Regions from separate parts of the Homo sapiens genome. Here region 1 is linked to region 2. A link is a contact called in ENCODE Hi-C or POLR2A ChIA-PET data. All regions are on one chromosome and are shown on one strand. Each heading gives the region's core, a stretch centred on a gene start or an enhancer-like site at or near the end of the contact. The rest is flanking DNA. Distances are from core to core; before and after follow the strand shown.

What was found. A loop is a pair of places that touch in the nucleus more often than their neighbours do. ChIA-PET counts read pairs that join two places held with the same protein, here RNA polymerase II (POLR2A).
Region 1: a map of ascending aorta shows a loop between it and region 2 (2.1-fold over the local background). The contact joins the enhancer-like site here to the promoter of MLYCD in region 2. A Hi-C loop is called at or near these places in 1 of 168 maps with a recorded cell type or tissue (ascending aorta). POLR2A ChIA-PET finds 5 or more read pairs at or near these places in 2 of 52 experiments (GM12878 and HEK293).

What each region holds. Positions count from the first base shown.
Region 1 is chr16:83,711,992-83,715,747 of GRCh38, forward strand. All of the region lies in intron 10 of CDH13 (cadherin 13), which reads left to right. Among named protein-coding and RNA genes, the nearest start is that of CEDORA, 59 kb to the right of the region's middle. Within about 2 kb of position 1,813, at least 4 of the 41 ENCODE cell types and tissues checked have a DNase peak (open chromatin) inside an H3K27ac peak, as active enhancers do; they include ascending aorta, where a contact is called at or near this core.
Region 2 is chr16:83,896,779-83,900,611 of GRCh38, forward strand. MLYCD (malonyl-CoA decarboxylase) reads left to right here and starts at 2,337. Exons shown (of 5, transcript NM_012213.3): 1 at 2,337-2,894. The coding sequence starts at 2,367. RefSeq lists silencers at 2,107-2,536, 2,837-3,006.

The DNA of each region.
Region 1 (3,756 bases), core at 563-3,062, 190 kb before region 2:
TTGGCTTGTAGATGGCTGTCTTCTCCCTGTGTCCTCACAGAGTCTTCCCTCTCTGTCTGTCTGTGCCCTAATCTCTTCTCATGAGGACACCAGTCATATCTGACTAGGGCCCACTATAGTGATCTCCTTTTAACTTACCTGTTTAAGACAATCATACTGTGAGGTGCTGGAGATTAGGACATCCACATATATATTTGGGGAAACACAATTCAGACCAGAACAGGCACCACTAAAATTTGGCAGCACCTTTTAAAAGGGCCTTGAATGGAAAGGAGAGAACCTGTGGTTTACAATAGCCGCCAGAGCACTGGGGGCTCTTGCGATCTCATGAGACCAAACTCCAGGTCTAGGCACACCTGGTTTGGGACAGGCCTGCTTTAGCATTGAAAACAGGATCTTTGCCCAACAGGAAGGTTGGAGAATGAGGCATGCATCTAAGAAAAAAATGCAAGCAAAATAAAAATTCCCACATATTGCCTTAATTGTCTTTACAGAAGGAAATATCCCAGGGCAAGAATCATCAGGGCATGCTCTGCGCCCTGCATTTGATTTCATGTTTTCAGGAGCACCCCTCAAGGTCTGGAGAAGCACAGGTGCTGTACCTGTACAAGCCAGCAAGGCAAAGAGGCCTGGTTGCAAGATGTGAGGCAACATTTTATATTTTACTTATGTTATTCAATTTGTCTACACATCTATCCTTTTCTGGAAAAAGACCATATTGCCACTTGAGTTTCAGTATTACAGACATTGTTTTCCTCTAAGTGACTAGACTCTCTGTTTAGCTCGCCACACAACATCATATCTGCCATGTGCTGTCACACACTAATAAAAGCATAGAGGAGTATGTAAAACAGCATTGCTTCTCTAAAAATTCAGCCCTATTAAGTTTGTTGGTACATCACCTGGATTTTTATTAAAGTAGTAAAAATGTTCCGCAAAGTGACTTTGAAGTAACAGTACGATTCTGAGCCACGTTAAAGAAATGTTAAGGTGGAGAGCTCTGTTGCTTTCAAATACTAGTATAATTCTGGCCAAATATCCCTGTTTAAAATGATCTGAGCACTTTAGGCCTTTTACTAATGTATGGATTATAGTTCAAGCCAGTAGCTAGGGAGCTGTGTGTTTGAGCCTCCATCTCTACCACCTAGCAGCAAACAGATCAACCTGGGAAAGGAGCAGCTGCCTGCACTTCATTCACTGAGGATTCTTCCAACCCTCTCTCCGTCTAACGGGCTGGGGTCCTTCATGGACGCATTGATAGATGACAGTGTGCCAATCCAGCACACACCAGAAATGGTTACTCCACCAGGGAGCTCACCTCATCTTCTGCCATTGGCCTCCCACCCCACATTTTTCCAATGAGGTTCTTTGAGTCCGACTTATTTTTGACAAAGCCACACTGGTTTGTAATGAGCATTGCATTCTTTTATACAGAGTTGGGGAGGGAGGGAGATTTTGAAGGGGGAAAACACGAACCAAGTAGGTAGATATTTGCATCTCTCAACTTTTCTCGTCACCAAAAAAAAAAAAAATTTCCTCTTCAAATTTGTAGGTAAAAAGACGTGTTTCTTTAACTTTACCTCTCACAAATGGTATGTTCATCTATCGGCTGGGACTCTTTTAGTTAAAAAGGAAACCTAACTCAAACCAGAATGGGGGTGGGGAAAGTGAATTGATGTATCTCACATAACTGGGAGATCCAAGGGTGGATGTGGTTTTAACCAGAACTCGATCTGAGGGTTTGTGGGAAATATTCAAATTAGAACAGTTAAGAGCAGACACCAGCCAATCAAAACAGTCCATGCCAGTGACGTCAGCCCTGCATGTGCCGTCAGGGTGGGGCTATCAGGAATCTCTCTCCCTCTTGACTGCCTTCCTCATTGTCAACATTACTCTCAAAGAGGCTTTGGTCAGGTTTCAAAAGGCCAGCAGTAGCTCTGGGTCTACAGCTCCCCAGCTCTGCACCCCAGAGAAATGCCTGTCCAGTATTCTCCAAAATTCCTGGGCTCATGCTCACTTGTCCAGAGTAGATCTCTAGCCCACCCTATACCCATCGCTGGCCACTGGCCCCATCCAAAACTCTGGGGCAGTGAGTGGAGGGGGGGCTGCCCTACGCCAAATCAGGTGGTCTTACAGGAAGAAGTGAAAATAGATGCCGCAGAAGCCACAACAATCCCATCCACTGCAAATCACACGATAGTAAATGGCACTTTAGACCCCTTCTATAGTTTCCAGAAATGTAGAGAGGATCACGTTGCTTTAGTGTCTTGCCCCAAGTGCTATTAATATCCCTGTCCCTAAAAGATTGATTTTTATTATCGGTAGAAATACTTAATAGAAATGAAATCTACGCTCTCGGTCATAGATAGCTGGCATAAAAATTAAACAAAACACTGTGAAGCATACTTCTGAAGTGACCGCATACCTAGCTATGCTGCCCCAGTGAGCTCAAGTGTGTTTTCATTAGGGCATTTGGTAAGCCTGGGGGAAACTGTTTCTGCCCCACAAAGGAATGTTCTGCAAACATTCAGTAACTAACCATGTGATGCTTTCTACCTCTGTAACTAAAGCTAAAGACTTTTACCTATTGACTTGGATTCTCAGCTATCAGTAGGAGGGACAGTTTCAAAACATTGTCTATAGAGACTGTAACATATGACTATCACAAGACAGACTCAGGAACTGTTGAATATTCATGAGTTAAATGGGCAAAATGTTTGACATCCTGGCATCTTTGGATGTGTTTGTTTTACATTTAGTAGCTTTTCTATAGAAGACAGAAATGGGAAATGCCTTCTTAATCTGCTTGAAGGAGAGGGTTCTGATGATACTCATCTATCTTCGATGAGAATGGGTCTTTATCTTTAATTCCTAATTAACGGTTTTGCCAACTACCTTTATCTATTTCCCTTGTGATTTTAAGAGAAAGGAAAAGTCTTGAGTGTGTTGCCTCTGCCCATCTGTTTCTTTACATCATTTGCGAGCTCAGGTACTTGTTATTTGCTGAGCAAGGACTTTCCAGCTAGGATTGGATAAAGCAGTAGCTAGGTTCGAGAGTAAGAGTTTTATTGCTATCATTTAGAGTATTTCTTCATTCGTTCATGCATGCCTTTGCTCATAAATACCCCCACCTTATTCCACAAAAGATATGAAATGGAGCTTTATTGCTATGAGTTCATGCTGGCATAAATATTAAGCTCTGTGTAATAATCACTTGGGCTATTCCCGTACATAGTGCAGAGTTACTTATGGCCAACGCAAAGTCTATTTTCCCATCAGAGGTTAACGTTCCCATTTACTTGATCAGGGTTTGGATAATGCTTCATTCACAGCTGTTTTTCGCTTGCAAGAATCCATCTACTTTATCCTCACTGACCTTACCCTGGCAGGTGGTGCCAGGATTTCCTCAGGCAGTTGTTTGTTTTAGCATTTTCGAGTATTTATACTGGCTGCGGTAAGGGAGCCAGGATCCTGGGGCTTGTAAGTACCAGGTCTTGGTAAGTCTCCTTCCTGGCAGCAGCAGCAGCGTTAGTAAAATGCATTTTCCAATACTATCCTGTGTCTTAAATGGTATTTTTATCCATTAGAGTTGAGTGCAAGCAATAGAAATTAACTCTGAAGAACGAATGCAAAAACAGTGTCTTTGAGGGCTGTGTGTCGCTGACAGGCAGGCGGGTCCCTCAGGGGAGCCCTGGTGGACAGTCTGATGCTCGGTGCCAACTGTCAGCCCAGGCCAGGAGTCAGAGTTGGGAGAGA
Region 2 (3,833 bases), core at 1,087-3,586:
TTACTGTGGCTTTGTAGTAAGTTTGTTCTTTTTAAAGATTGTTTTGGCCACTCAGGGCCCCTAGCATTTCTATATAAATATTAGAATATGTTTTTCTATTTCTGCAAAAAAAAAAAGGGCAGTGAAATTTTAATAGGGATTGTATTAGATCTGTAGGTTAATTTTGGGAGTATTGCCATTGTATTAGTCTATTCTCACGCTGCTATAAAGAAATACACGAGACTGGGTAATTCATAAAGAAAAGAGGTTTAATCGGATTATGGTTCCACAAGCTGTACAGAAGACGTAGTGGCTTCTGCTTCTGGAGAGGCCTCAGGAGGCTTCCATTCATGGCGGAAGGCAAAGGGGGAGTGAGGAGCTTCACATAGCCAGAGCAGGAGAGAGGGGGTGGTGATGCACACTTCTAAACAACCGGATCTCCTGAGAACTCACTGTAGGGTACCAAGCGGGGATGGTGCTAACCCATTTATGAGAACTCTGCCCCTATGATCCAATCATTTCTTACCAGGCGCCACCTCCAACACTGAGGATTACAACTAGACATGAGATTTGGTTGGACACAGATCCAAACCATATGAGCTATATTAACAATATTACATCTTCCAATCCATGAACCATGCATGGACCATTCCATTTGTTTAGGTCTTCTTTAATTTCCTTCAATACTGTTCTGTGGTTTTCCATCTACCAGTCTCACACTTCCTTGGTTAAACATGTTTCTTTTATCCCTTCAGATGTTGTTGTAAATAGAATTGTTTCTTTAATTTCATTTTTGGATTGGGGCAGTCTTTTGAAATAAGGACATGAGTGGGAAAAAGCAGAGGATGGCTGTTGACGCCTAGAGAAAAAAGTATAAACACAGAGAAAAAAAAAACAGAAGCCAGAAATTACATAAAAAGGAAGGCACCGGGAAAGATGAGAAAGAACAGGGTTGTGGGAGTACTACACTTAGCAAATGCTTAAGCAAAGTCAAGCTTTCAAGACAAGATTCCTAAAGCAAGGCAGGAGTATCCTAGGACAGACAAAAGCTCACTCGACAAGGCAAAGAGACAAACACCAGAGTTTGGACCCCACCAACTCCCTTAGCCAGCTGGCAATATGGTTTCACCACTTCTTAGAAAAGAGGAATGGAGAGGTGTCCTCAAAAGCCACCACTAGGCTTTCAGAATGTTTTGTGTGTCTGTGTCTTGGCAGAATGAGCCAAACGTACTTTCTTCGTGCCCCATAAGATGAGACACACCCAGCAAAGGCTGTCCTCATACAGAACTACCTCCAGGTGTCTTTTATACTGCAAGACCTGCACCAAAGGGTTCTACCTATAGAAATCCTAGCACCTAGACATAGTCAACCAAGTACATGGCTCCCTCACCCTCCAACCAAAGATGCCATATTTCCATCAGAGTGGAACAAAATCCCACTGTGTTCCTAATGCCTCCTGCAATTTTGCATGTGGGAGACATGGCTGGTATGTGACATTCTCTTCTACAGATTGTAATGGATTGGGGAAGGAGGGGGAACTAGAGTTCAGGCCTATCTTTCTAGAGGACAAAATAAATATGCCTTGATAACTGCAATTATCTGAAAACTATTTCAAAGAAAACTCTTTGTCTCATTCTGGCATTTGCTCAAGGGTATGGCTTTCCATCAGTCTCTCTGTCTCCATGTCTCTTTTACATACATATGTATGTGTATATGCGTGCGTATGTGTACATACATCCATACATATAGACATATTCTCTCTCTCTCCACACACACTCACACACCCCTCCAACCTCTGTGGCTCTGAGCGTCATGTGTGTAAGACACTGACGCGAATGGTGAGTGCCTAGGCAGGGGTCAAACAAAGGCTACCTACCATGCCAGAGGATTGCCACAAACACCTCTTAAGCAAGCATATTCCTTGGCTCCTCCCAGACACACTGAATCTGAATCTCTAGGATTCTGATTTCGGAGCCCAGGAATCCTCCGGTGCAGGAGTTCCCAGGTGACTCTGATGCACCGGGAGGCTGGAGGCGCTCGGATCTAGAGAGGAGGCGGCACTTGTGCAGTGCAGTCGGGAAAGAGAGGAGGGGCTGGGCCGGTGCCTTTAGGCGGTCAGGTGTTAGGACCGGAGTACAAGCCGCCAGCCGCGCGGGAGCAGGCCCCGAGGCAGCCCAGCCGCGGGGCAGTAACCTTTAGCCACACTTGGCCTCCGGCCGCCGCCAGAGCCGCTCCGCCCCCGCCGCCTCGCCCCCACCGCCCCGCCCTCCTATTGGCCGCGTCCCCAGCCGGGCTCGCGGCCTCGGCCAATGGGGCCGGCGCGCGCCGGAAGCCGGAAGCGCGGCAGCGGCGGCGGCGCTCCCCCTCGGCAGCTGTTGTGGGGCACCATGCGAGGCTTCGGGCCAGGCTTGACGGCCAGGCGTCTCCTCCCGCTGCGGTTGCCCCCGCGGCCGCCCGGGCCCCGGCTGGCGAGCGGGCAGGCGGCCGGCGCCCTGGAGCGGGCCATGGACGAGCTGCTGCGCCGCGCGGTGCCGCCGACGCCGGCCTACGAGCTGCGCGAGAAGACACCGGCGCCCGCCGAGGGTCAGTGCGCGGACTTCGTGAGCTTCTACGGTGGGCTGGCCGAGACGGCCCAGCGGGCCGAACTGCTGGGCCGCCTGGCGCGGGGCTTCGGCGTGGACCACGGCCAGGTGGCGGAGCAGAGCGCCGGCGTGCTCCATCTGCGCCAGCAGCAGCGGGAGGCGGCGGTGCTGCTGCAGGCCGAGGACCGGCTGCGCTACGCGCTGGTGCCGCGCTATCGCGGCCTCTTCCACCACATCAGCAAGCTGGACGGCGGCGTGCGCTTCCTGGTGCAGCTGCGGGCCGACCTGCTGGAGGCGCAGGCCCTCAAGCTGGTGGAGGGGCCGGACGTCCGGGTAAGGGGCCGCCGTCGATCCCCCGGCAGCGCGGACTGGCCGCCCTCCTCGAGTAGTCCTCACTTGCCCCCTCCAAGTCCCACACACCCCGCCTTCCCTGCCCGATAGCACGCTCACTTCGCCCGCAGTTACCGCCTGCCAACTGTGTCCCCTTCCCACGCTGTCTGAGTCCTGGCCTCGTCAGAGCACACCCCCGCCTTCCTCCAGTCTGTCCTTGAAGTCCTCACTTGTATAGTGTTTACTAAATACTCAGCACTTGGTGGTCTTTAAGGTAGCTGTCACCTCTCGTACCTGATTAGTGTGTGCTCTACAGTCTTTTGAAATTATTGTAGCTGAGAAGTGTTTCATCTATATGGTATACCTGAACTAGAGCATCAGGCAGCCTTCTGAGACCCTGGATGGTGTTTCAGAAGTTCACTGGGCACCCGCTATGTGTGAGACATTGTCCTGAGAAGTCCTGTGAAATGCACAAAGGTAAATAGGACTCAAGGTCACCACCACCACCCAGGAGTCTCCATGGCTTCTGGCCTTGTCTGTGCTCCATGACTTTTGGGAGGGCATTTAACTCCCTGCGTTCAGTACTTAATGTGATGATTCTGAGTTGACTTGAGGTAATCAGGCATTAGCACAGTTCATTCATGTTAAATGCAGACACATACTTTGAGATTTAAATGATTATGACCCGAAAGAAGGCCTAGAGCAACATATACTCTTCTTTTATACTGTTAGTATTAAATACGGCGAAAAACTAACCTGCCCTTTTTTTATTTTTATTTTTGTTGCCCAGACTGGAGTACAGTGGTGTTATCACGGCTCACTGCAGCCTCGACTTCCCCAGGCTCAAGCAATCTTCCCACCTCAGCCTCCTGAGTAGCTGGGACTACAGGTGCAGGCCACCATGCCCGGCTAATTTTTTTTTTTTTTTTTTTTTTTTGTAGA